Linked DNA regions of Homo sapiens: all the other regions are linked to region 5. A link is a loop called in an ENCODE intact Hi-C map of the cell type or tissue named here. Cell type or tissue: PC-9. All regions are shown on one strand. Region 1 overlaps CAPN5 (calpain 5). Region 2 has its middle 22 kb from the start of LINC03030. Region 3 overlaps CLNS1A (chloride nucleotide-sensitive channel 1A). Region 4 has its middle 49 kb from the start of TSKU-AS1. Region 5 holds the start of LOC105369399 (a long non-coding RNA gene). Region 6 overlaps ACER3 (alkaline ceramidase 3). Region 7 has its middle 27 kb from the start of TSKU.

Evidence for each region. Peaks named below come from ENCODE experiments on the same cell type or tissue, not always from the same donor. Only the 100,000 strongest peaks of a DNase experiment are listed, where the experiment ranks them.
Region 1: a loop joins it to region 5, with 13 times the contacts of the local background. A loop is called at or near these places in 18 of 110 quality-filtered maps.
Region 2: it touches region 5 in a loop (5-fold over the local background); 12 of 110 quality-filtered maps call a loop at or near these places.
Region 3: it touches region 5 in a loop (19-fold over the local background); 7 of 110 quality-filtered maps call a loop at or near these places.
Region 4: it touches region 5 in a loop (14-fold over the local background); 32 of 110 quality-filtered maps call a loop at or near these places.
Region 6: a loop joins it to region 5, with 21 times the contacts of the local background. A loop is called at or near these places in 40 of 110 quality-filtered maps.
Region 7: a loop joins it to region 5, with 28 times the contacts of the local background. A loop is called at or near these places in 31 of 110 quality-filtered maps.

Annotation. Positions count from the first base shown.
Region 1 is chr11:77,111,387-77,115,386 of GRCh38, forward strand. It overlaps CAPN5 (calpain 5), which reads left to right. Exons shown (of 13, transcript NM_004055.5): 4 at 1,203-1,411; 5 at 2,856-3,048. Among named protein-coding and RNA genes, the nearest start is that of OMP, 11 kb to the left of the region's middle. RefSeq lists enhancers at 1,738-2,332, 2,333-2,928, 2,929-3,522. In PC-9, CTCF peaks have their summits at 2,293 (motif pointing left) and 2,494; no DNase peak of the experiment used is centred here.
Region 2 is chr11:77,546,608-77,550,607 of GRCh38, forward strand. No RefSeq gene overlaps it. Among named protein-coding and RNA genes, the nearest start is that of LINC03030, 22 kb to the right of the region's middle. RefSeq lists an enhancer at 2,536-2,605. In PC-9, CTCF peaks have their summits at 1,853 (motif pointing left) and 2,053; a DNase peak (open chromatin) is centred at 1,824.
Region 3 is chr11:77,618,068-77,622,067 of GRCh38, forward strand. CLNS1A (chloride nucleotide-sensitive channel 1A) reads right to left here. Exons shown (of 7, transcript NM_001293.3): 6 at 1,539-1,628. The coding sequence ends at 1,561. Among named protein-coding and RNA genes, the nearest start is that of CLNS1A, 18 kb to the right of the region's middle. In PC-9, CTCF peaks have their summits at 1,708 (motif pointing left) and 1,907; a DNase peak (open chromatin) is centred at 1,734.
Region 4 is chr11:76,732,441-76,736,440 of GRCh38, forward strand. No RefSeq gene overlaps it. Among named protein-coding and RNA genes, the nearest start is that of TSKU-AS1, 49 kb to the right of the region's middle. RefSeq lists a silencer at 1,549-1,648. In PC-9, a CTCF peak has its summit at 1,680; a DNase peak (open chromatin) is centred at 1,641.
Region 5 is chr11:77,044,449-77,048,448 of GRCh38, forward strand. It overlaps LOC105369399 (a long non-coding RNA gene), which reads left to right and starts at 3,418. Exons shown (of 2, transcript XR_950340.1): 1 at 3,418-3,456. RefSeq lists a silencer at 1,706-1,885. In PC-9, CTCF peaks have their summits at 1,811 (motif pointing right), 2,011, 2,700 and 2,915; DNase peaks (open chromatin) are centred at 2,693 and 3,383; H3K4me3 peaks cover 1,449 bases; H3K27ac peaks cover 470 bases.
Region 6 is chr11:76,917,541-76,921,540 of GRCh38, forward strand. All of the region lies in intron 1 of ACER3 (alkaline ceramidase 3), which reads left to right. Among named protein-coding and RNA genes, the nearest start is that of ACER3, 59 kb to the left of the region's middle. In PC-9, CTCF peaks have their summits at 1,718 (motif pointing left), 2,064, 2,493 (motif pointing right) and 2,693 (motif pointing left); DNase peaks (open chromatin) are centred at 1,721 and 2,511.
Region 7 is chr11:76,808,102-76,812,101 of GRCh38, forward strand. No RefSeq gene overlaps it. Among named protein-coding and RNA genes, the nearest start is that of TSKU, 27 kb to the left of the region's middle. RefSeq lists an enhancer at 2,365-2,454. In PC-9, CTCF peaks have their summits at 2,274 (motif pointing right) and 2,478; no DNase peak of the experiment used is centred here.

The DNA.
Region 1 (4,000 bases), 67 kb after region 5:
TTTTCTAGCTGGGTGACCCTGGACGAGTTACGTGCCCTCTCTGGGCCACAGTATTGTCATCTGTGAAGTAGGGCTGGATAATAGTCATCTACTCAGAGGTTATTGTGATAATTAAATGGAGATAAGTCATGGTAGTCACAGGCATTTCCCAGATGCGTCATAAGTAATAAAATCAATGTCTCAGTGTCCCCAGTCAATGTCTTTGAATTCATTCATTCAGTCAATGCATGTTTACTAAACATACTCTCTGGGTCAGGCCCTGGGCTAGGTGCTGGGTGCATAGCAGTGACTGAGACCTATATGGCCCTGCCCCCAGAGAACTGACATTCCCAGTGTAACATCAGAGCTCAAAGTCACAGAGTTACTTAATTATAACTTGGTAAAGGTAAGTATCTCAGATGAGAGCTGCCAAGGGCCATGAGACTGAGATAGGGGTCCTGGCCTAATCTGAATAGTCAGGGAGGCTTCCTGGAGAAAGAGGATGGACACTAAAGGACAAATGGAAGTCTACTGAGTAATGAGGAGAAGGAAGAACCTGGAGCAGGGAGCAGGGGTGGGGGCTGCTGTGGGGGAGGCAGAGAAATGAGGCTGGGGGAGTGCATTGAGAGTTTGTGTCTTATTTTCTAGGGAAGTGACAGGACTGGGTTGGTCTATGTGGGGCGAGAGTAGATGTAGCTGCAGACACTGCTACAGTTGTCCCTGGGCGAGGAGATGGGGGATTGGGCCAGGGTGGTGCCAGTAGGATGGAGAGGAGGAGATGGATTTCAGGAGAATGGAGGCGCTCAGATTGGGCTGACTGGATGGAGGGAGGGAAAGCAAAGCAGCCAGTGGGGCTGCCAGCCTTGGGGTGGGCTGGATGGGTGGATGGTGGCGCTGGTCACTAGGCAGGAGCTGGTGGTAGATGTGGACGGAAGTCTCGGGGAAGGTTGCAGGGAGGCATGAGAAAGAGGAAAGCTCACACACTCTGAGAACAACAGCTGGAAGGAGGCCGAGGGAGCCTCCAAGCCTCGCGGAGATGGGAACCTGAGCCTGGAGATGGGGAGGATTCATCCGGGTCTCACGAAGGCTTGTGGCAGAGTTGGAATCCGAACCCAGTATTCCTTTACATTCCGATTCGCTGGAAGCACACGCCCCCATTTCCTCAGGAAGCCGGACATCCCCTCACTGTGTTCCCCCATCCTATCCCCCCTCCCCCTACCCAGGTCATCCCAGACTGGAAGGAGCAGGAATGGGACCCCGAAAAGCCCAACGCCTACGCGGGCATCTTCCACTTCCACTTCTGGCGCTTCGGGGAATGGGTGGACGTGGTCATCGATGACCGGCTGCCCACAGTCAACAACCAGCTCATCTACTGCCACTCCAACTCCCGCAATGAGTTTTGGTGCGCCCTAGTGGAGAAGGCCTATGCCAAGTAGGTGCCAGCAGCAGGCAGGTGGGTGGGAGGCCCAGACGGGGGTGGCACCGGATGGGCTCCTCGTGGTATTCCGTTAGCCAGGGCTTTAGGCACAGAGAAGTGAGGGGCTGGTGCAGGCACGCAGCAGGCTCAACCGCCAGGCCTGAGGGCATAGTCAGCTGAGCCTGTGCTGGGTGGGGTGGAGGCCTGGGCCCTGTAAGGAGAGGAATGTTGGTTACTCCCATTTTAGGGGGAGAAGACTGAGGCCCAGGCAACATCCTGTAGGTAGCTGGGGGCAGAGGCAGCACTCACATTTAGGACCATTCTCGAAGGTTCATGCTGCCATGCCCTGCCTGGGGCCTTGGTTGGGGAAGTGGTAACTGAGCTGGGGCCTGGTTGTGCAGGGTGGGCCACGTGCCTGCCTTCCCCGCCTGCTGGGCCTCCCTCTTGTCCACCATCCGCCTCTGCCTGGCTGACTGTCCATTCTGTCTTTGCTGACCCCTCCTTCTGCTCCGTGCCTTCTGCTTCTGTGTCCCCAGTGCCCAACACAGAGCCCAGCATAGAATGGGCACAAGCAAAGTTTTGCTGAGCTGTGGGGAACCCTGGGGAAGAGTGACTCGCGCAGGCCGTTGCAGGGCAGGGATACGCCTAGGCCAGGAGGGAGGAGGGAGGAGGGGCAGTGGGGTCAGAGGCCAGCCTCGCCAGCTCTAGGTGAGCCACTCTCTGGTTCCTCCTGCTAGGCCCATTTGTCAATCTTGCTGAAAAAATGTGTGTGTAGGGGCAGGAGCAAGGAGAGAGAGAGATAGAAAACAAGAGAAAGGGGGAGAGAGGAAAAGGAAAGACAAAAACTCCCAACATCAAAAACCCAAGAAAACACATTGGCAGGTTCCACTTTCAATCCTAAGAAAGGAAAGCCAGCCCCCTGGTGGCCACTGAGTCTCCACCACCTGGATGCAGGTCGACCCAGTGGCCTTGGTTGTTTTTTGTTTTTTGAAAAAACACAGTTTCATTGTGGTAAAATAGACAAAACATAATGCTTCTCATTTTAACCATATGGAAACATACAATTCAGTGGCATTCATTATGATCACAGTGCTATGGGCCATCACCACTATCTATCCCCAGAACCTTCTCATCATTCCCAGCAGGAGGTCTATACCCATCCGACAGTAACTCCTTCCCCTCCCCCTGACCATTGTTGGCACTTTGGAAAAGAGTTGCTTTTTTTTTTTTGGACAGCTGATTTTTTAAGATTGAGCCACTAAGGCTTAGGGGAATTTAAGCCTTATATGTTGGCCCGAGTGTTAAGAACTGGGTTCCAGTGTTGGCTCCGCCGTGGCCTGCTGCGTGACTGTAACAGGTTGTTTGACCCCTCTGAGTTTCAAAAACCTCCCCTATGAGGTAAAGGATGCAGCCTGGCTGGGGAGCATGAGCTGGGAAGTCTTTCCACATTGCTTCCCAGACTGGCAGGCTGTTACCAGGCCCTGGATGGAGGCAACACAGCAGACGCACTGGTGGACTTCACGGGTGGTGTTTCTGAGCCCATCGACCTGACCGAGGGTGACTTTGCCAACGATGAGACTAAGAGGAACCAGCTCTTTGAGCGCATGTTAAAGGTGCACAGCCGGGGCGGCCTCATCAGTGCCTCCATCAAGGTGAGAACACGGCAGTCCCCAGAGGCGACCCCTCCCCTTCACCCTCGCTGACTGAGATGGGAGACAACTGTGACATCCCACGCTCAGGTCAGCTCCTACGTATTCAGACCCTCAGCCTCGTGGGGGAGGGGAGAAGTTGGAAGGTGCAACCCCCTGCCCAGACCCTCTAGGCTGTGAAAAGCCTTTCCCGCACTGTTCAACCAAAACTTCTTTTCTGATCCTCTTGGGTTATGAACGTCTGTGCATCTGAGGGTGGTCCTGATTTCATTACTTGCTCGTGTTTTGGATGAGAAAGCTGAGGCCCAGTGAAAGCCAAGTTCAAACCCAACTTTAGCAGACCCTGTGCTGTGCTGGTAAACTGCCTCCAGCAAAGTAAAAAGCCCCGGTTTGTAGCATTTGCTAATTACTGTGGTGTAAATACTCCCACCATGGCTGATTTCCAACTACCCACATTTAACAACCAGCTATTAACAATATTCCTGGCCGGGCATGGTGGCACATGCCTGTAATCCCAGCTACTCGGGAGGCTGAGGCAGGAGAATTGCTTGAACCCGGGAGGCAGAAATTGTGGTGAGCCAAGATCGCGCCATTGCACTCCAGCCTGGGCAACAAGAGCAAAACTCCATCCAAAAAAAAAACAAAAAACAAAACAATGTTCCTGAATATTTAACAATTCCTGGAATATTTAACAATTTAAATATTCCCGAATATTTAACAACAGCTGAGCCAGTGCACGTGGGCCCCAGCATTCCCCTGGGCTGACCCACTATGGGCACCTTCCTTTACTGAGACTGCTGCCCATGGGGGTTTTAAAGCTCTGTGAACACAGCACTGCCCCATGACTGCAATTCCCATCCCATCCTGTAGGTCCCGTGCAGCCTCCTAGCCCTCCAGCACCTGAGTCCCTGGTCTGGGTTCCAGTGTGGCCCTGCCTCTCTGAGCAACTGTGTCC
Region 2 (4,000 bases), 500 kb after region 5:
AAAATGTACCATGTAGAGTGCAGTGGCTCATGCCTGTAATCCCAGCATTTTGGGAGGCTGAGGTGGGCGGATCACGAGGTCAGGAGTTCGAGACCAACCTGACCAACATGGTGAAACCCTGTCTCTACTAAAAATACAAAAATTAGCCGGGCGTGATGGCGCACACCTGTAATCCCAGCTACTCAGGAGGCTGAGGCAGGAGAATCGCTTGAACCCGGGAGGCGGAGGCTACAGTGAGCTGAGATCGTGCCACTGCACTCCAGCCTGGGCAACAGAGCGAGACTCTGTCTCAAAAAAAAAAAAAAAAAAGTACCATGTAAAATTGGACCTACCTGTGACTGAGTTAGTCATCAGGTTATTAGGGATTTATCACTTATTGACTGCCCACTAGCAGACTCAGTGCCTGTAACATAGTAGGCTCCAAGTAAAGATATGTTTGATGGATGGACAAATGGATGGATGGATGGATGGATGACTCAATCTCTGTCTTTAGATCCCTAGAAGAAGAGACACTTGTTTGTTCTATATATACATTTTTTCATTTCTTTTAATTTTTTAATTTTTTATTTTTGTGGGTACATAGTCAGTGTATATATTTGTTTCCTTCCCTCCCTTCCTTCCGTTCCTTTGTTCCTTCCTTCCTTCCTCTCTTTCTCTCTCCCTTCCTTCCCTTCCCTTCCTCCTTCCCTCCCTCCTTCCCTTCCCTTCCCCTTCCTTCCTTCCTTCCTTCCTCTCTCTCTCTTTCTTTCTTTCTTTCTCTTTCTTTCTCTCTCTCTCTTTCTTTCTCTCACTTTGTTGCCCAGGCTGCAATCGCGGTTCACTCCAACCTCTGCCTCCCAGGTTCAAGCCATCCTCCCACCTCAGCCTCCTGAGTAACTGGGCACGCACCACTGCACCCGGCCAGTTCTTGTATTTTTTGTAGAGATGGGGTTTTGCCACATTGTCCAGGCTGGTCTCAAACTCCTGGGCTCAAGGGATCCACCTGCTTTGGCCTCTTAAAGTGCTAGGCGTGAGTCACCACACCTGGCCTTGTCCTATATATTTCTAAAGAATACATTTGAGACCAGGAAGTGCAGTATTAATCTCTCTTTGTTATTTTATTTTTATTTTTTTGAGATGAGGTCTTGCTCTGTTGCTCAGGCTGAAGTGCAGTGGCACAATCATGGCTCACTGCAACCTCTGCCTCCTGGGCTCAAGCCATCGTCCCACCTCAGCCACCTGAGTAGCTGGGACTACAGGCATGTGCCACCATGTCCAACTAATTTTTAAATTTTTTTTATTGGCAGGGTCTCACCATTTTGCCCAGGCTGGTCTTGAATCCCTGGGCTCAAATGATCAGCCCACCTCAACCTCCCAAAGTGCTGGAATTACAGGCATGAACCGCCTGCCCTGGCCTCTTTGTTATTTTGATCAGAGAAAGTGGGTTTGGCTAAACGAAGTCCAGGCTCTTGGGGAGAAGCCCTTGGGAAGAATAGAAGTGAAAAGGAGGCTTCTCTGAGCCAGTCAAACGCTCTCCAGATCTTCAGACTCTGCTGTTCTCACATCCCTAGGCCCAGATACACTTAGTTTCTTTCTGGAGTAGGTAGAAGCTACAAGGAAGCAGTTTTCACATAAAATCAAGAACGATATTCTAATAAACTGACCACACATGGAAAAAGTGCTTCGAAAAAAGGGAGTTTCTCATCACCAGCCCCTGAGATGGAAGAAATATTGCCATAGTTGTTGTTATGTCAGGGAGGGAATTCTAGCTTTGAATTGGTAGTTAGATGAGAAAAACTCCTTTCAGCCTGAGATTTTGTGACTTCATTTATGAGACACTCACGCTCTCACAACTAGGCTTTCGACTGCCACCTAGAGGCTTACTTATGGAAAAGAGAATAAATATTACTACAAATCTGAACCCGAAGAGAACGCTGTTCTTCTTCATTTTGAATTTTCAACTCCGCTTGGGCCTACAGGCATCCCTTCCCTAGGTATTTCTAAGGGCAGAATCTCATAACAGACTAAATGTTATGCTCTTGCAATATCAACACAACTCAACACAGCTACAGGGCAAGGACAGAAACACAGAGGAAGCGTCTTCTCTTTCTCAGCCTCAGAGATAAGGAAGCAAGTAATATACACGACAAAATAAATTACAATGTGAGTTAGACTTTGCCAAACAGCTAATGCAGGTGATTATTGCCATGAAAGTTGAGTCAATGAAGGGATCCCTGTGGTCTGGGGTGGAAGGGCTTTTGGGGAGGGAGTAGAATTAGAGCTAGCTCTTGATGAAGAAATAACCTGGGGAAGGTAAGATGGAGCAGGAACAGATGGAGGTGAGTGTAGCTAAACAGCGTAGGCTTTGGAGTCCAAAAGACTGCATCAAATTCTGAACTGTCTTCACTAGCTGTGACTTTAGCTACTCTCTTAAAGTCTCTGAGCAGCAGCTTCCTCCTCTTATAATGGGGATATGCTCACCTTTCTTGAAAGCATGTTGTTTGGATTAGAGATAATATATGTAAAGTAGCACAATAATAAACACTCACATTGTTGTTGGCATTGCTGTGGATTAGACACCGGGGTGGACCTGGTATGGGCTGAGCCTTTGTGGAAGCACATGAAGTGAGGCCAAGGCAGTGTCGAGTGCTGAGAGAACCCATGACTAGGAGTCAGCAGACCTCAGTTTGAGTTCTTGATTTCATGTCACCAGGCAAATCACTTTCATTTTCTCCAGGCTTGTCTTTCGCATCTGTACAGTGAGGGTATTGGTCTGGAGAAATAATTCTCTACCCTGGCTACTTAGTACATGAGGAGACTGAAAATCACCTGGTGACCATTGAACAGGCCCCAGAGAAAAAGCTCCTTACCTGAGAATTTAGAATTTAGAAGGGAGCAAATAGCACCTGGTGACCATCAAACAGGCCATCCAGAGGCAAAACTCCTTATCTGGGGAAAATTAGATGTAATTAGACTTCCCTACTTTCCAAAGCAGGTATCTGGTTCCTCTGGTTTTTGGTAAAAGATGTGCTCTGGATTACCTCCTAGCTGAAGAGGGAGGAGTCTTTGCTGTCATCAACAAAACCTGTTGCACCTACATTAATGTGTCCGGAGAAGTGGAAACTGATGTCCAAGAAATTTTCAAACAAGCTAAATGACTACACACACTTTCCCAAAGTAACCAAGACTGGACCAAAACTTTTACTAATTGGTTTCCAAAAATCACTTGGCTTCTCCCATTCCTTGGACCTTTGTTCCTTGTCATTCTTCTTTTAATATCTGATCCCTGCTTTTTTTTTTTAACATGCTCATTAAATTTATATCTTCCAGATTGCAAAGATTCCACCTACAGATGGCTATGCAATCCCAATACCAGCCTGTAACAGCAACTTCCATTTGCATGGGGCCTTTTGATGGAACCCGGTTTTCCCTGTCCTGAACGAGTTTTTCGTGACCCTTCATTCCCTTCATGACAGAGCAAGAAAGGAAAAAATGCAACCTATCCCTTCAATGCCCCCTTTCAGCAGGAAGTAACCAGACTCCACACTCCTCTTCACTGTGGTGTTTTCCCTTTCTTGAGACCCCAATTGTCAGGCCTGAGCCCAAGCTAAGTGATCATATCCCCTGCGACCTGCACATATATATCCAGATGGCCTGAAGCAACTGAAGAACCACAAAAGAAGTGAAAATAGCCAGTTCCTGCCTTAACTGATGGCATTCCACCACTGTGATTTGTTCCTGCCCCACCCTAACTGACCAATTGACCTTGTGACATTCCTTCTCCGGGGCAATGAATCTCAGGAGCTCCCCACCAAGCATCTTGTGACCCCCACTCCTGCCCACAAGAGAACAACCCCCTTTAACTGTAATTTTCCACTACCTACCCAAATCCTATAAAACTGTCCCACCCCATCTCTCTCCCTTTGCTGACTCCTTTTTCAGATTCGCCCACCTACGCCCAGGTGATTAAAAAGCTTTATTGCTCACACAAAGACTGTTTGGTGGTCTCTTCACACGGACG
Region 3 (4,000 bases), 570 kb after region 5:
CAAGGACTGCAGTAACATCCCATTTGTTTAACTGTTAGTGACATACCAAATGAGTTTCTCATGATTCTGATTAATAATAGAGTGGCTGATGTTCTCTGTATAGTCTATTCTTCAAAAGAAATATGTGAAAGCCCAAAGACCCAAAAATCTGTTTTCTAATTGCAATAAAACAGTTACTAAAACAAGTATCACTGAACTGAAAAAATTAATATGCTATAATGTGATGAGAAATAAGGAAAGAATACTGAAGTTGATATCAAAGGATTTCCCATGAAGTAGAACAGTGAAGTTACTGACAATTGGAACTGTGAGAGCTAAAAATCAAAGTTAACAGAGCTCCAGTGATGTGAACACATGATTTTAACAGAGAAGACATTGCTAATTTTAAACTGTATGGCTACCACTGACAAAAGTAAATGTGGAAATTAAAATTAAGTATTTAAGGGAAAATATAAATCATAGAACTCTAAGAGGTTATTTTCTGATAGTTCCACTGGCAGGATGTGAGAAGAAAGCACAGGTCCAGTATCACAATTCATGGTCAGTATAAGAAGCAATGTTATACAGTTTTCACAATAGCAGTAACTTGGAAGCTAACTGGAACTTTAAAAGGCTGGTTTCTGAAATGAAATAGAACAGGGGTAAAGGAATTAAAACTTGTAACTGGAGAAAAGCCAATGATTACAGAACTAGGTTCAGAACTAAAATCTGTATCAGAAGAAAAGAGAAGGAATTCTGAAATATTTATCATTGCAGGGAATAACAAAGGATCTTATAACTTAACTGGATGACTGACAGTGGTAGCAGAGTCAAGTCAAAACATATAAATCTTACCATGCTATTACTATATGCTTTAGTAAAATAAAAGGAGGCTAGCGAGAGCATCTCAAAGACTGGAGGATAGCCAGTATTCAAGAAAACAATGCTATAAGGTAGGAGGAAGTTGTAGTGGGGAGACAGGGACAACAATTTAACAACAGCTTATAAAGGACTACTACAATTACTGGTTCTAGCTCTGTATGATATGAACATGACCTTCAGTTATTATCTAACATATAGTTGAAATACTTAGGCTGGCAAAGGACAATATATTTCTCAGAATAATGGAGTAGCAAATAAATTGTCAGGAACAATCTGAGGTTTAAAAGAAGAAAAATTTTTTTAAAGAAGGAAAAAGAAATAGGCCAGATACAGTGGCTCACAGCTGTAATCCCAGTACTTTCGGATGCCGAGGAGGGAGAATCATTTGAGGCCAGGAGTTAGAGACCAGCCTGGGCAACATGTGAGACCTTGTCTCTACGTAAAATTTTAAAATAAGCTGGGTGTGGTAAGCATGTGCCTATAGTCCCAGCTATTTGGGAGGGTGAGGCAGGTGGATTGCTTGAGTTCAAGGCTGTAGTGAGCTAGGATCATGCCACTGCACTCTAGCCTGGGTGACAGAGTAAGACCCTGTCTCAAGAAAGAATTTTAAAAAGTAGAAAGTAATCATTTCATATGATTTTCATGATCAGCGACAAGGGAGAAAATGAACTACTCACCTTAAACTTGCATAAATCATTTTCAGTGATCAACATCTGCATCCTCAAACTGTCCAGCAACTGTTGGTGTGGTATCCACCTCCATCCCATCTAAACAAAAAAATTAATTACTGAGCAATCCCTATGAACACTTCAGACAGGTAGATTCAACTTATAACTTCTACCAGAAGGAAGCTAGTGCCCTCTGCTGGTAAGAATTGCTTTTTCCTCTTTTTGGAAAAGTCTGAAGGGACAAACTGAGAAAGAAAATGCTACCTGGGGATTTAGGCCACATCAAAATCAGTCTGCGACACTAACTGTGTAAATTCTCACCCTCAATACTAAAATAACTCTATGTAGGAACTTTCAAATGCAGTATCAATTGTTCACCCTTTACAGATCTAAGTATTTACTGTTAGGCTTTTTAAGGTATACAGCCCTATCCTCACAAAGTGAAAAGACAAAAATCAGTACAGCAAGCTTTTTGCTTATTTCCCTGTTTTTGTCATCTCATTAAATAAAAGGTGGGGAGGGAACAAGAGAAAAAAAACAAGAGCCCTGATATGGTTTGGCTGTGTCCCTACCCAAATTTCATCTTGAATTCCCACGTGTTGTGGGAGGGATCTGGTGGGAGGTAACTGAATTATGGGGGCAGGTCTTTCCCGTGCTGTTCTCATAATAATGAGTAAGTTTCACTAGATCTGATGGTTATATAAGGGGGAGTTTTCCTGCAAAAGCTCTTTTTGCTTGCTGCCTTCCATGTAAGATGTGATTTGCTCCTCGTCTTCCACCACGATTGTGAGGTTTCCCCAGCCATATGGAACTGTAAGTCCAATGAAACCTCTTTCTTTTGCTAATTGCCCAGTCTTGAGTATGTCTTTATCAGCAGTGTGAAAACAGACTAATACAAGCCCCACGGAAAGAGTTGTCTTGGCCAGGCACAGTGGCTCACGCCTGTAATCCCAGCACTTTGGGAGGCCAAGGTGGGTGGATCACCTGAGGTCAGGAGTTTGAGACCAGCCTGGCCAACATGGCAAAACCCCATGGCGAAATCTCTAACAAAAATACAAAAAAATTACCCGGGCATGGTGGCAGGCGCTTATAATCCCAGCTACTCGGGAGGCTGAGGCAGGAGAATGGCTTGAACCAGGAAGGTGGAGGCCAAGGCAGGCAGATCACCTGAGGTCAGGAGTTAGAGACCAGCCTGGCCAACATGGTGAAACCCCGCCTCTACTAAAAATACAAAAATTAGCCAGGCATGGTGGCACATGCCTGTAATCCCAACTACTCAGGAGGCTGAGGCAGAAGAATCTCTTAAACCCAGGAGGTGGAGGTTGAAGTAAGCCAAGATCATGCCACTGCACTCCAGCCTGGGCAACAGAGTGAGACTCCGTCTTAAATAAATAAATAAATAAATAAGACAGAATCATGGCCGGGTGCAGTGGCTCACGCCTGTAATCCCAATACTTTGGGAGGCTGAGGCGGGCGGATCACCTGAGGTCAGGAGTTCGAGACCAGCCTGGCCAACATGGTGAAACCCCGTCTCTACAAAAATACAAAAATTAGCTGGGCACGATAGTAGTGGGTAATCCCTGCTACTCAGGAGGCTGAGGTGGGAGAATCACTTGAACCTGGGAGGCAGAGGTTGCAGTAAGCCGAGGTCACGTTATTGTACTCCGGCCTGGACGACAGAGCAAGACTCTGTCTCAAACACACACACACACACACACACACACACACACAATCAGTGTATATACACACACAAAAGGACACAAGACTGAAAGGATATGCAACAGAAAATTAATAGTAAATGCATCTCAGAATTATATTTATTTTTTTCTACCTCTTCTTTGCCTGTGCATACTTTAAGCCAACATGGTGGAACCTTGTCTCTACTAAAAATACAAAAATTAGCTGGGAGCGGTGGCAGGCGCCAGTACCCCAGCTATTCAGGAGGCTGAGGCAGGAGAATCGCTTGAACCCAGGAGGCGGAGGTTGTAGTGAGCCAAGATCGTGCCATTGCACTCCAGCCTCGGCAACAAGAGCGAAACTCCATCTTAAGAAAAAAAGAAGGGTGTGATAGTTAAATTTATGCATCAACTTGGCTAGGCAATGGTGTCCAGATAGTTGGTCAAACATTATTCTAGATGTTTCTGTGGAGGTTATTTTTTAGATGAGATTAGCCTTGTAAACTGGTGAAAATTGGGTGAAGGAGATTACCCTGCATAGTGTGGTGGGTCTCATTTAATCAGCTGGAGGCCTCAATAGGAAAAAGACTCACCTCCCCTGAGCAAGAAGAAATTCTGCCAGCAGAACTTCTGAGGCAGCAGAATGCAACATAAACTCTTCTCTGGGTCTCCAGTCTGCCGGCTTACCATGCAGATTTTGGACTTGCCAGCCTTCAGTCACGTGGGCCAATTTCTTAAAATCTCTCTCTTGCTTTGGTGGGTGTGTGTATACCTGAAGAGATGCCTGAATTGACA
Region 4 (4,000 bases), 310 kb before region 5:
CCTGGGTGACAGAGCGAGACTCCATATCAAAAAATAGAAATAAAAAATAAAAATAGTGTCAACCATTTCCCCAACTTTTCTTTTTACTGGAAAGCATTTCCAAACTTTTTTCTTACATAGGTAATAACAATGACATGACATAAGTAGCACTTGTCTATGGCCCTGGAATATAGTCTCATCTCACTGGAGCCTCATTAGAACCTCTACAGCGTAAGGCTCAGACGAACAATGGCCTTTCCTGCCCTGTTCATTGCTGTACCCCCAAAGCCAAGCCTAGTGCATAGTATATACACAATAAATACATGCTGAATTAGTTAACTTTACAGATGAGGAACTGGGATTCAGAGAGCTGATTCTTGCTCAGGGTGACAGAATCAGTAAATGACAGAGCCCTGATTTGAAACTGGTCACTCTGTCCCCAAAGACTATTTCTACTGCATCATGCTCCTTGGCCTTTCTGGGTTTCAGTTCCTCACCAGTTAAATGGGAATCCCAAGGCTCCTTAGAGTGTCTGTCATGACAAAGGATATAATGGAAGTGAAGGTGCTCTGCCAAGAGGAAAGGGACACATGGGTTGGGGGAGGTCTTTCTTGTTTCTTTCACTGAGGCCTCTGCAGGGCCTAGTGCAGGGGAGGAGCTGGGGATGCTGCAGTGAGAGAGAGGATGATGCCTACAGGACATGAGTAAAATTGAGATGGATGGATGGACAGATGGATGGATGAGTGGATGTAGGGATGGCAGATGGATGGATGGGCAGGTGGGTGGATAGATGAAAGGACAAATGGGTGTATGGATGGATGGATAGATAGATGGGTAGATGGACAGATAGTGTCTTAGTTCATTTTGTGCTGCTATAGCAGAATATCACAGACTAGGTAATTTAGAATGAACAGAAATTTATTTGGTTCATGGTTCTGGAGGCTGAAAAGTGCAAGACTGAGGGGCCGGCATCTGGTGAGGGACTTCTTGCTGCAGCACAACATGGTGGAAGGCATCTCATGGCAAGAAAGAGCATGCAGGTGAGAGAGAGGCAAAAGGGGGCCAAACTCATTCTTTTATAAGGAACTCATAATAACAACCCATTCCCATGATAATGGCATTAATTCATTCATGAGGGCAGAGCCCCCATGAGCTAAGGCCTCATCTTGTTAAGGCCTCACCTCCCAATATCTCCACATTGAGGATCAAATTTCCAACATACAGACTTTGGGGGACACATTCGAACCATAGTAGATGGAAAACTAGATGGGTGGATGGAAGGCAGATGGATCGGTAGGTGGATAAGCGAATGCAAGGATGATGATGGATGGATGTGAAATAGACATTACTGTCCAGTGTGGTCTCAGGCTGGTATTTTTTATTTTTATTTTTATTATACTTTAAGTTTTAGGGTACATGTGCACAACGTGCAGGTTTGTTACATATGTATACATGTGCCATGTTGGTATGCTGCACCCATTAACTCATCATTTAACATTAGGTATATCTCCTAATGCTATCCCTCCCCCCTCCCCCCTCCCCCCACCCCACGACTGGCCCTGGTGTGTGATGTTCCCCTTCCTGTGTCCATGTGTTCTCAGTGTTCAATTCTCATCAGGCTGGTATTTTAGTCTTTATCCAGCAGAGGGCACCAAGGCTCCAATAATTGGCCTACGCTGGAGTTTCTTGGCAGTAGAAAGCTGCCTGCAGGAGAGCACACCTGGAGTCAGAACCAGGCCCAGCCTGCAGCTTGTGGGCAGCTCAGGCAGGTGATAGGCTCAGGACACAAAGGACCAAGTTAGGGTCCTGGGGTGCAGGGGCATAAAAAACACAGGCTTAGGGTGTGGTGGCTCACACCTGTAATCCCAGCACTTTGGGAAGCCGGGGCAGGCAGATCACTTGAGGCCAGGAGCTCAAGGCCAGCCTGGCCAACATGGTGAAACCCCATCTTTACTAAAAATACAAAAATTAGCCGGGTGTGGTGGCATGCACCTGCAATCCCAGCTACTCAGGAGGCTGAGGCAGGAGAATTGCTTGAACCCGGGAGGCAGAGTTTGCAGTGAGTGGAGAATGCAACACTGCATTCCAGCCTGGGCGACAGAGTGAGAATCCATCTAAAAAAAAAAAAAAAGCACGGGCTTAGGGACAGACCCTGGCATCTCCCTCCTGGAATGGGGCCTCAGGGGCCCCATTTTCCCCTTTGAGGAAATAGGTGCACCTTCTGGGCTTGTGGTGAGGATGAAATTAGATGCTCGAGAGGGAAAGTTTGGTATGCTGGGGGCCCCTGACACAGGTGAGGTATCTGAGGCTGAGAGGCCTGCATGACTTATTCTAGGCCACCCAGTAAGTGCGAGATAAGAGGTAAAGACAGCCTCTGAAGCTCCAAATGAGATTTCTATAAAAATAGAGAAAATTCTATTAGAGTAAAAGTGGTTCCTGGGGAATCAAGACAATTTGTGGGGTCAGGGGGGCTGCTCTGAGGCTGGAGACGATTGTTGGAGACCCTGGGAGGCTGAGTTACATCCTGAGCCTGTCCTGCCACCTGGGGTGGATACTAAATATGCACTTAGCACCCGACCAGGAGCCCCAGGTGCAAGCCGGTAGTGTGGGAAATTATCATTTTAACGTGAACTTGACTTGCACCTCCCACAGTGACTGGATGTGAATTTGCCATCTTAACAGAGTGTTTCAGGAGGCTGAGTTTTTCCTTTGGGGTTTATTTTATGTGTTGCTGTCACTCCTGGTCCCTGCCAGGGATTTATCACAGGGACCAAGCCTGTTTTGAATTGCTTCAGAATGAGCTTGTCGGCAGGCAGCATCCTGTAAAAGAAGCCAGGCCCAGTTCCAGACAGCTTCAAACAGAGAAAGAATAAGCAGAGAAAGCCAATCTCAGGTTTCCCAGAAGCAAGTGGCTGTGCTGAGCAGAGGGAGGGTCCAGCCCAGAGCACGAAACAGCGGACTAGCATTGGGTAGAGAGCTGGTCCCCTGGCTTGGTGAGGGCCAGCCTGGAGACTGGTAGAGGGACCCAAATTTGGGAGGGAGATAGTACTTTCAGTTTGCCCTTTTTGTTCTCATAAGGCAGCATTCAGAACTTGCCGCGGCACTGCAGGCCAGTATAGCCTTGAGCAGGACAGACCCACTGTGGTCTAAACCCACTCCTGGTGGGGCTGCCGCCTGAGACCACCTTTGTGTTTCAGCTGCCCCCAATGTAGTGCACCCAGAGTGAGTTAACACCCTCTGCCACCTGGAGGGTTTGCCTCCTCCACCTGAAGCACATGGCCCCAGCTCCCTGTCCTGGGCTCAAACGTGGTCTTTGCATTCATCCCTGATGAAGTTCCCCTGAGAGCATTCTGCTCATTAGTCCAACTTGTTGAGTCTCACACCTTCATGCATCTGTGGGCTCAACATTTTCTGATCTCCTGGTCTGTGCCAGCTCTGTTTTTGATACTGGTGAGACAAAAGAGACTGCTATAACCTGATGGGAAAGGCAGAGGTTTGCAACCTCGTGGAGGGTACGAGGCACAACAGGAGGTGCGAACAACCGGCTTTGGAAGGGGATCCTGTGGTCTGGCAATTCCTATCCTCACTATCCTCACGCATGGTGCAGGTTGATGAGCTCGCCCTCTGCGACCTTATCGCAATCTCCAGCTACGTGGTGGAGTGAGACAAAAGCAACAGACGGCAGGCTGGAGAGGACCTGCAACTGACAGAGAGCCAGCAGCAAAGAGCAAGGAGCAGATGGAAGAATCCAGAGACCTGTGAGCAGCAATGCGATGAGAAAGGGAGCTGCTTTTGTCAGCGGGGCTCCTGCCGGTGTCTGGAGGGCATGGGGCTGAGAGTTTGCAGTCTGATGCACTGTCAAATTATTCTCCATGGCCCCAGTGCTGTTCCACAGTGGACAGGCATGTGCAAGCCTACTTCCAAAGGCCCAGGAAGCTGAGAGGCCGAAGAAAGAGGCTGACATATCCCCTTCCTCAGAAGAAACATTTCAGAGGGACTCAAAGAGAAGCCACGTCCGAGA
Region 5 (4,000 bases):
TGAAGGAAGCAGGAGGAGGTGGCACTTCTGTGACCTTTCTGCAGCCCTTGCCGTGGGCCTTCAGTAGCCACAGCCACTTGTCACTTGCTGATCTATTTTCTGAGCAGGCCATAACAAATACTCCTACATGCTTTTGGGGTGAATGGATGAGTGGATGAGTGCCATCTGTCCCAGTGATGTGGACTGTATCTGTTAGGACAGCAGTCCCCAACCTTTTTGGCACCAAGGACTGGTTTTGTGGAAGACAATATTTCCACAGACCAACGTGGGGGATGGTTTGGGGAAGATTCAAGTGCATTACATTTATTGTGCACTTTATTTCTATTATTATTACATGGTAATATATAATGAAATAATTATACAACTCACCATAATGTAAAATCAGTGGAAACCCTGAGCTTGTTTTCCTGCAACTAGACAGTCCCATCGGGGGTGATAGGAGACAGTGATAGATTATCAGGCAGTAGATTCTCATAAGGAGCAGGCGACCTAGATCCCTCACATGCGCAGTTCACAATAGGGTTCATGCTACTATGAGAATCTAATGCTGTCGTTGATCTGACAGGAGGCGGAGCTGAGGTGGTAATGCACGCGATAGGGAGCAACTATAAATTACAAATGAAGCTTTGCTCACCTGCCGCTGTGCAGCCCGGTTCCTAACAGGCCACAACCAATACCGGTCATTGGCCCAGGGATTGGGGACCCCTGTGTTAGGATACTGTACTAGTTCCCTATTGCTGCTGTAACAAATTCCCACAAGCTTGGCTTAAAAGCACACTCATCTGTTACCCTACAGCTCTACCCACCAACTGCACTCCTTACTGGAGGTGCTAGGGAAGGATCCATTTCTTTGCCTTTTCCAGCTTGCAGAGACCTCCTTCCTCCATCTCCAAAACCGACCATGTGGCGGCTCTTGGTGCGTTGCTTCCACAGCCACATCACTCTCTGACTTTCCTGCCTTCTCCTTCCACTTCCAAGGACCCTGTAACTACACTGGGCCTACCTAGATAACCTGGGATTCTTTTCCTATCTTAAAGTCAGCTGATGAGCAACCTTCATTCTACCTCCAACCTTACTTCTCTTTGCCATGTAACATGGTGACATGCCACATGTAACATTCTTATGTAACATGCATCAGTCACAGGTTCCAGGTATTCAGTAGGGTATGGGCAACTTTTTGGGCGGCCGTTATTATGCCCACCACAGTGCCCAGTCAATATTTGTGGAATAAATCAACAGTAATGAAATAATGCACAAAAATGAATCAAACAAGGGTGCTTCTTCCACACAGACCTCCATGATGCGAGCTCTCATTCTGGACTACTGAGTGACATTAATTCTGAATTCCCTGCCCCTAGCTGCCATTTGTCAAGGGCTTGCAAGAAACAGGAAAACAAGAATGCTGAGGCCAGAATGCGGACAGGTCCTCTGGAAGGTCCGAATTGTGCTTTGACACAAAATCACACAAAAAATGCTTTTACAGCCTCCTCCCATTTCCCTGACAGACAGGCGGATTATCCCCATTCTATTCCTAGAGATGAAGATTCAGGACCTTGCCGGCCCCGAGACTCAAGAAGCCGCCGTTATGGGTCGGCTGGGTGACTCTGGGTCCTGGCCACCCGGTCTCTGAAGCTGGGTTGCACGCGTGTCCAGGTCCACGGAAGGCTGCAGTACCCGCGCAGCCCCGGCATCACCTGGCGTCACCCGGCGCCACCTGGCGCATCGCTCCCCACGGCACTGGCCCGGCGCTCCCCGCTCCGCTCGTTCGGCTCATGCGGCCCGCGGCCGCCAGGGGGCACGCCCCGCACCCCGCACCCCGCATCCCGCACACACGCGCACTCAGCGAAGCAACCCCGGAGCGCGATCCCCCAACGCCCCTTGTGAGACCAGCATGACTTTGACACTCAAACCCCTCAAGGATCCCATGAGCAGGGAAGATGATGCGCCTGTCTCAGGAACCTAGATGGAAACAAAAATCTTACACAAAATGCTAGCAGGCGAAATGCGATGACATGTGAAAAGGAGATCTATCAGGACGGAGGTGTGTTTATACTAGAAATTCCAGAGGGGCTTAGCATTAGAAAAACAGCCAAACTACATAAATAAGACAGGAAGATCCGTCAATGAGGTACATTATATCAAGAGAAATATGAGCATTTCAGAGGCAATGTGAAAGACGTTTATTAAAATTCAACATCCATTAGTGATTTTAAAGAAAATCTTAGTAAGAGGTGAAAGCATTTGACAGCATTTTGCTTAAAGTTAGGAGCAAATGAGATATACCCATCATCACTACTTCTGTTCAGAATTGTCCAGAACTTGAGAGAACACCAAGACAAAAAAAGATACAGAAATATAATAATTGGAACTAGAGGAAGAACTTTTTCAAAATCTCAGAAGTTTAGAACCCTATCAGATCCAACTTCCCTTTCTGTAACAAATGAATGCCACTCTCTCCATCCTGAAATGAAATACTTAGATAATATAACACTTCCACACACATATTTTCAAAAAGCCAATACAATGCTTTTATTGTAAATTATGTAAATATGAGGTAAATAAAAGAAAAATACTTTAAAATAAAATGTTATTTTGATGTGTGAATTCTTGGGCCCAACAACAAAAAATAAAACTCCCCTGCAAATTTCCAAATCTCTCCCTAGAGGGCAGTACACCTCTTCAAGAACTATTAGTCTACATAGAAAAACCACCAAAAAAAACCACACACGCGCACAAACCCTCCAGATATTTCATTAGATTACTAAGAAAAGGTAGCAACTTCTCCAGATAAAAAATCAATATACAAAAATCTAGGCCGAGGTGGGTGGATCTCTTGAGCCCAGGAGTTTGCAACCAGCCTGGGCAACATGGGGAAACCCCATCCCTACAAAGAATACGAAGATTAGCAGGGAGTGGTGGTGTCACCTGTAATCCCAGCTACTCGGGAGGCAGAGGTGGGAGGACCGCTTGAGTCCGGGAGGTCGAGGCTGCCGTGAGCCCTGATCGTGCCACTGCACTCCAGCCTTGGTGACCCTGTCTCAAAAAGAAAAAGACCAAAAGAATCTATTTAATTCCTATATAGTAGCAACAAGCTATGAGGAAAAGTCTTTTTTTTTTTTTTTTTTTAGAGTGAAAGCAAGTTTACTAGAGAAGTAAATAAACAAAAGAATGGCTACTACATAGGCAGGGCAGCAATGCAGGCTACTTGACTGAGTATACCTATATGCTAAACAAGGGGTGGATTATTCATGAGGTTTCGGTAAAGGGGGGACAATTTCCGGAAATAAAGGTCCCTCCTCTTAAAACCATATAGGGTAACTTCCGGTCGTTGCCATGGCATTTGTAAACTGTCATGGCGCTGGTGAGAGTATTTTTTACCATGCTAATGCATTATAATTAGCATGTAATGAGCAGTGAGGACCACCAGAGGTCACTATCATTGCCATCTTGGTTTTGGTAGGTTTCAGCTAGCTTCTTTTTTTTTTTTTTTTTTTTTTTTTTTGCTTTTTTTTTTTCATTATGCTTTTAAGTTCTAGGATACATGGGCACAACGTGCAGGTTTGTTGCATAGGTATACATGTGCCATGTTGGTTTGCTGCACCCATCAACTCGTCATTTACGTTAGGTATTTCTCCTAATGCTATCCCTCCCCAAAATCCCCACCCTCCGACAGGCCCCTGTGTGTTATGTTCCCCACCCTGTGTCCATGTGTTCTCGTTATTCAACTCCCACCTATGAGTGAGAACATGCGGTGTTTGGTTTTCTGTCCTTGTGATAGTTTGCTTAGAATGATGGTTTCCAGCTTCATCCGTGTCCCTGCAAAGGACATGAACTCATCCTTTTTTATGGCTGCATAGTATTCCATGGTGCATATATGCCAGGAAAAGTCATTTTTTAAAGTGTCAATAGAAACAAAATTATACTCAGGGCTAAATCTAAAAGAAGATATGCAAGAAAATAATTAAAAATTATGTTAAGATATATGTATCTTACATTTCTT
Region 6 (4,000 bases), 130 kb before region 5:
TCGTCAGTACAAAAAAACCAAAATATATATAATTGGCCAGGCGCAGTGGCTCATGCCTGTAATCTAAGCACTTTGGGAGGCCAAGGTGGGAGGATTGCTTGAGTCAAGTAGTTCAAGACCAGCATGAACAACATAGGGATACCTTGTCTCTACAGAAAAATTTTTTTTTAATTAGCCAGGAGTGGTGGCATATGCCTTTAGTCCCAGCTACACAGGAGGCTGAGGTGGGAGGATCACTTGAGCCCAAAAGGTCGAGGCTGCAGTAAGCCATGATTGTGCCACTGAACTCACTCTGTGCAACAGAGAGAGACCCTGTCTCAAAAAAAAAAAAAAAAGAAAGAAAAGAAAAGAAAATAGAATGACTCTTGTAGTAATAAAAATCCCACATTCCTGCATATCTTTTTATCTGTCAGAAGCATAGCTTAAGTGTTATCTTCTTACTGAAACCCATCTTGGATTCTCTCCCTCCCGCTAAGTGTATTGGTTTTTTTGCCTTCTTTGTTCCTATCACTCTCTTTTGCTAGTTGTTTACCTGTCTGTCTTTCCTGCTACACTTATATATACTTTTTCAGGATAGGTACCAAAGTTATTCACTTGTTAATTTTTCTTCTAGCTCCCAACTTAGTGCCTTGCATGTAGAAAATACTTGATAAATGTTTGTCAAATTGAATTACATTTGTGTTTATCATTTTTTAAAGTAAGACACACTTGGTTTCCTGTTTTTTTTTTCTTCTGATATCTATCTTAATTTAAAGCTACTGGAAGGAGTCCCTTGTACTGTAATATGCATTTATATGATGGTTATTATTATTATTTTTTTCTTTAAGCTTAGCGTGAACCAGTGTACCCTATAACTTTCTTTGTTACTGGCCTGGATTAGAAGACAAACCTTCTCCCTTGTGATAACTGTTCTTGAGCTGGTGCAAGTACCAACACAATTCCCAGGTTGCACCTATTTTTGTTCGTTTTTTACTTTTTATTTATATCATAAGTAGTTATGTGGGGTTTTTTTTCAACTTTTATTTTAAATTCAAGAGTACATGTGCAAGTTCACTATATAGATATTAATTCTTAACACAGCAAGATTGTGGAAGTTCTTATATAATATTCTATGGATCTTTCTCATATCAAATAATCTTTATATGTGTTATTTGGTCATATTTATTATTTATATCATATTCAATTATTTAAATAATGTAAATATAATTGTTTTTACCCATTTTGCAAGTTAGGAAACTAAGGCTTAAGCATAAATAAGTTGCCTAAGTTCACACAGCTAGAAGGTGGTAGTAGATAAGAACACAGTAATGCCTACTCTAAATTGTGAAGATGAATTTAGATGATCTCCCTATCTACATCCATCTCTGAAGTCTCTGAAGCTCTGGGAATGTTTAACATTATTTGAAGATCTGCATAATCAGTAAAATATTTGGCAAAATGAACTTGCATTGGGGAAAAGTGCTGGGTTGCTTTCAGGCTCAAACCAGTTACAGCTTTCATCAAGCTAATTTGCTGACTGGGCAGGACGGCTTTTCACAGTGGAAGTGAAGCAATATAGATCACTTTTTCAGCTTCACTAGATTTTAATGCTTCTATTTATTTATCTTTAGCTCTGGGTGATGGTTTTACAGTTGTAAATACAACCGAGCTCTAAATTGTTTATCCAGTCACCTCAGGGTTTTATGTATTCAGCCAAATGTTGGAAAACCGTTTAGATTGTGGAGCACACTGGCTCCACCTACTGTCCTATGAGAAAACACTTTCCTACTGTATCTTCATTCACAATTCTCTTAAATTGTACCCTTTTGCACATGTGCTTTTCCCCAAACTTTGTTTCTCATATTTTTGATATTTGAGTTTCCGTTTACCTTGCTGAAAGATAAATTTACCTATTAAGAAATCGTGAAATTACTGTAACGTCAGTCTTGCCTGTAATTTATATTATAAGGAGAATGTGTTTGGGGGTATAAAAATATCATAGTTTTCAAAAATCTAAATCTATATCAAAATAAGACTTTCCTTCCAGAAAAAAAGTGTTCAAAATATTTTAGTACACTATTGTGTGGTGTATGAATGAATATCTCGCTTTTATTTCCAGAACAGAAATTTTTTAATTGAATTTTCTGGAAGCAGTTAACCTCAAATCCAATTAAACTCTTAGTAGAAGTAATTTTATTTTCTACCATTCATCTTTTTAATACTTTAGTTTTCAGTTATAAAGACAATATAGCAACATTGTAGAAAATATGGAAAAAGGGGGAAATCCATTATTTAACCTGCTTAAATGTTTATTCTTAATTTCTTGGTTAGGGAACCCTCACCAACTATAGTTTTACCAAGTCATGATTGATGAAAACATAGTTTTATAATTGTGGTCGTTATCAATTTATTACTTCTTAGCTCTGAGTTCAACATTCATTGCATGGTTGGTGAAAATAGACCTGAGCCCTTTGAATATTTTCCTTTGACAACTGGCTGGATGTTAAATTTTGTCAATAGAGGGCGCCAGAGAGACATTGCAAGAGGAAGAGATTTTCCTTCCTGGTTCTGGTGTGCTGGCTTGGCAACTTCTCTGGCGCCAGCTCTTGCAGTCCAAGTGGCTTAATAGCTTCTGGCTCCTACAGTGCTGAGGCTTCCCCAGTGCCCACCTCTTAAAGCTTGGTCAGCTTCTGGTGCCAGGCTATTGCAGAACGTGGCTGTCAGCAGCACCTAGTGGTCAGTAGCATCCCCTGCCCACCTACCTCTCCGCTCTATGGGATTAGCTTTAGCTGGCACCCTAGAGGGCAGAGTTCTGACAAGTTCTGAACAGTAGATTTCAGCAAGCTCTATGGGTATAGCACCACAGCAACTTCTCGGCTATTCAGTGAACCATGGTCATGCCTTCTCCAGCAAGGTCTGCATCTCAGCCTTGGGGAAACCTCTTTTTTAATGCTCTATCTCAGCCTTAGGGGTAGTGGCTGCTCCTTACCTCTGATATTCCTTTATTCTGTAGAGTTTTCTTTACTTGTGACTAGCCTGTCTCTCCTTACTCTTATAAGTTAATAATTCTCTATTCAAATTACTCTGGTTTATCTTTTCTGATTGAACTCTTGACTTTTTTTTTTTTTTTTTTAACAGACAGAGTCTTGCTCTGTCACCCAGGCTGCAGTGCAGTGGTGTGATCATGGCTCACTGCAGCCTCAGCCTCCCAGGCTCAAGCGATCCTCCCACCTCAGCCTTCTGAGCAGCTAAGACCACGGGCAAGTGCCACTATGCCTGGCTAATTTTAAAAAATTTTTTGTAGAGATGGGTTCTCCTTATGTTGCCCAGGCTGGTGTCGAACTCCTGGGCTCAAGCAATCCTCCCCCCTTGGCTTTCCAAAGTGCTGGGATTATAGCCATGATCCACAATGCCTGGGCTGAAACCATTTTTTTACCCAAAGTTTTAAGTCCACGATCATTTTATGTGCATTATTTTGCTTAGTAAAATTAAATTAGCTAACATGTATAGCTATATAAGCTAAATTGCTTATTTACAAAGCAATTACATATCTATTATTCTTTAAATCAGCTTTTTAAAAGTAACCTTTTATTCTTTTTTCCTGACTTTACAGTCTTACCTGATTTATCAATTTTTTGCCTTTGTGGTTAATCCTTTTCATGTCCTACTGAAAAAAATCATTGCCTCTCCAAGGTGATAAAGATGTTCTCCCATATTTTCTTCTGAAGGTTTTATTGTGTTACCTTTTACATTTAGATCTATAGTACCTCTGGAATTTATTTTTAATTAAAACAAATTTTTAATTGTTTATCGAATTGGGCAGCCCTTGAACCAGAATGGGTTCAGAGAAGCTCCCATCTGGAATTTATTTTTGTGTAAGGAGTGTGAACCTGGGATCCAGATTAATTTTTTTCCTATATAAATATGCAGTTGATCCAGTATCTGTATTGAAAAGACCATCCTTTCCTTAATACACTGCAGGCTTATGTTTGTCATAAATCAGGTGCTCGTAAATGTTAGT
Region 7 (4,000 bases), 240 kb before region 5:
TCCCTGCTGTCATGGAGGTGGTCATCTACGGGGAGGGCCAACAGTAAATGGGTGCCTGGGCATCTAAGTAAGTGAGGAGATGGTGAATGCTACAAAGAGGGCAAATTGGAGCACAGTAGAGGTGACGGGGGTGCCGGCAGAGGTAACGCGGTTGGGTGCTACTCTCACGTTTGAGCTGAGACTTAAAAGAAGGGAGGAAGCCAACCCTGCGGGGACCTGAGGAACCTTTTCCAAGGGAGGAAATCTCGGTGCAAAGACCTCAAGGAGTGAGTGAGCTTGGCACACTCAGGAAGGACGCGAGGCTGGCCGGGGCTTGATGGGAGAATTGAGGGCAGCGAGGCTGGCTGGATAGACCACTGTCAGTGCTGCGGATTTTACTCCAGTCACAGCAGGAAGCCAATTAGAGGCCTTTAGACAGAGGTGACACAGGCTCTGGGGACACTTTACAAAGATTGCCCTGGCTGTGAGTGCCAGAGCAGAAGCAGAGAGATCCATTAGGAAGTCCTTGCCATAAACCAGGAAGGAGATGAGAGTGACTTGATGGTAGCAGTGGAGATAGGAAGAAATGTAGGAATTTGGGTCTGTTTTAAAATAAAAATAAAACTTGCCGATGAAATGACAGGTTATTCGGTGCCAGGCGCTGAGATGTACACTTTGTGTGTATTGACTTATTCATTCTCGCTATATATAAAGCTGTTTTACAGAGGAGAAAATGGAAGCTCAGGGAGGTTAAGTAATTTGCCCAAGGTCCCATAGCCGATAAGTGACAGATTCTACATTTTAAAAACGAGTCTGTCGATTCCAGAGCCCACAAACAGACTGCTCAATGCAGAGAATGGGAAGCAAAAGATTAGACATACAGAATCAGAAATGGAATCCCAGAGTGCTAGTCCAACAACTTTGACGCAGGCTTCAGCCCAGACCAGAGACTTGTCTCAACTGTTTGGTTGTTCTCTTGGCCAAGGACAGCTGCCCTGGGATCCAAAAGCTCATCAGAGAAAGCTCCCAAGAGCTCAAGTCTGCATTCTTCCCCTCCTTGGGTAACCCACTCATGGTCACCCAGCCAGTTTAAATCCTGGGTCCTCTGACCTTCCTGTCCAGGCCTCCTCCCTATCCCCACAGAGCCCGCTCAGCACAGGGTAAGACCAAGAACATCACGTGGCCACTGCTCACGTCAGATGAGAGCATGGCATATTCCCCTCCTGAGTTCTTGGCTTTTTAACACGGACCTCAGAGCTTTAACTAAAAGTATTTGACTATGCATCCAGGTGCTGTGGCTCATGCCTGTAATCCCAGCACTTTAGGAGACCGAGGCCAGTGGATCACTTGAGATCGGGAATTCAAGAGCAGCCTGGCCAACATGGTGAAACCCCATCTCTACTAAAAGAACAAAAAATACAAAAAAAAATAGCAAGCCTGTAATCCCAGCTATTTGGGAGACTGAGGCAGGAGAATTGCTTGAACCCAGGAGGCAGAGAGAGGCTGCAGTGAGCTGAGATCACACCACTGCACTCCAGCCTGGGCGACAGAGGGAGACTCCATCTCAAAAAATAAAAAATAAAAATAAAAAAAATTGGCCGGGCGCGGTGGCTCACGCCTGTAATCCCAGCACTTTGGGAGGCTGAGGCGGGCAGATCACAAGGTCAGGAGATCAAGACCATCCTGGCTAACACGGTGAAACCCCATCTCTACTAAAAATACAAAAAATTAGCCGGGTGTGGTGGTGGATGCCTGTAGTCCCAGCTACTCGGGAGGCTGAGGCAGGAGAATGGCATGAACCCGGGAGGCGGAGCTTGCAGTAAGCCGAGATCGCGCCACTGCACTCCAGCCTGGGCAACAGAACGAGACTCTGTCTCAAAAACAAACAAAAAAATTGATTATGTGGAGGCACCCAGGCATAAAGGTAGGTCAGCAGGGAAGGTATTTTGCTCCTCAAATTGGGGTGGCAGAGAGCTGGGGTACCTTGAATTCAATCATTCCTACCATGTTCAAGCTGCGTCACAGAAGCGTGGGACATGAACACTGTTTACAACCCATTTCTAACAAGCTCAGAGCCTGCTGAAAGAGTTACCAAGGTAATCAGCTGGAGCCCCCGTCACAGGGCCTGGCACACTGAGGGGTTCCTTCCTCCGCTCCCTGAGGCTGGGGTTCAGGGAGCACATCCCAGGACATGACGCCGTGTCGGTTTTGACTGGTCAGTACTGGTGCGATGCTAGTGTCAGTCCTTTGGCTTTCTCTGCCCGCTACATGTTAGGTCTAATCCATCCCAAGTTAGGATTGGGTCATTATTTCATTGGCACTCAGCAGGGGGCGCTGATAAAACAATTTAATTCAAAGTGTAGCCAGAAATTATGGAGGAAAAGAAACTAAAAGTAACAATCATAAAATGAGTAATTCCTGTCTACCTGAATGGCATGTAATGTTTCAAAGCAACTGGATGTCCCAGATATGTTTGATCTTCACAAAAACCTAGTGAGGAAGTTGCATTGTTAACACTGTCCGCTCTCCGCTCCCTGTAAAAATGAGGACAGAGAGGAAAGGAGAACCCTGTCCCTGCTCCTTGGCCTGGTGAGAGTGGGTCACTGGGAAGACACCAGGAAGGAGGCCAGGAGGCAGGAGTGTTACTGGTAGAGGGTGTGCAGGTTCTTGGCATCTTGAACAGAGAATTGGACAAAACGCACAAAGCAAAGAAAAAGAATGAAGCAACAAAAGCAGAGATTTATTGAAAACAAAAGTACACACCACACAGGGTGGGAGTGGCCCAAGCATAGGGGTTGAAGAGCCCCATTACAGAATTTCCTGGGGTCTAAATACCCTCTAGAGGTTTCCATTGGATACTCGGTGTATGCCCTATGTAAATGGAGAGGATATTCCCTGTCATAGCTGAAGTGTTTCCATTTGATTCACTTCTAGGAAGTCCAGCATGAATTGGCCTTAGGTTCCCTGCCTCCAGACCATATTCTCCTGCCTTATTTCTCCCCTGAGAGATGTGACCCCATAAATCTTTATAGAAGGCAGAGGAACGGATGGTCTTTCTTCTTTAACTACTTTATGCTGGCTTAGGGCATAGTCCCTACCTATTGGGGATCATGGAACGCTAGCCCTGCTCTGTTTAGTGGAGGGAGGATAGTTCCTTGATGGCCGGGGGTGGTCTCTTCACTTGGAACTGGCTGGAACCCATGTTGCATGATCATCTGAAGCTTGATGGTCTCTGAGTAAGAGGAAATGAATTTGGTTAAAAGATTTAATGGGAACTTCAGGGGCTGGGTACCTTTGCTGTCAGGAATGTTTGTTATAGAGATTTGCAGGAGAATAACAAAACCTGGTCTGTGATCTGTTCTAGGATCTATGTGTTTCCTTAAAGTCTTAACATGAGCGACTCCATTTTGGTTTGGTTTGGTCTGTTGGGGCCTAGTGCATGAGCTCAGTTCAAAACAATGGCCTCCCATAATTTTGTTTAAAAAAAATTACCCCTTTTTGGTCACGTTCTCACCTAGGTGAGAACGTGACCAAAACTTACGGCCTTAGCACCACTCTCAGTTACCATCATTTTGGGTTTCTAGTCTCAGAACATCATTCATAGGTTATGGTGTCCTCATGGTCACACATTTCTTTCAGCTCTTGTCATTCCAGTTGAAGAGAGACCATCTGACATTCTAGAGATGGCTGCATGCAAATATTTAAAATGTCTGAGAGAATACAGTGCACCAGGGAGACTATTATCATGACTATTGGGAGGATAATACCAAGAGTTTGGAGTATGCTCCTTACCCAGGGTCCCCATAAACCAAACCTCCTAAAATTAAATAGATTAAAGAATGAGCTACGTAAAGAGTCTACTCACTTAACTAAGCAGGGTCTTCGTTAATCTGCTACAACTGAATCTCTATAATACCCAATGTTTTTTCCATAGGCCATGAGGGCCAGCAGCTTCACAGATACTTCTCTGTTCAGCCAATTCGATCATAACCTTCACAAGAGAACTTAAAGTCTGTTGTGT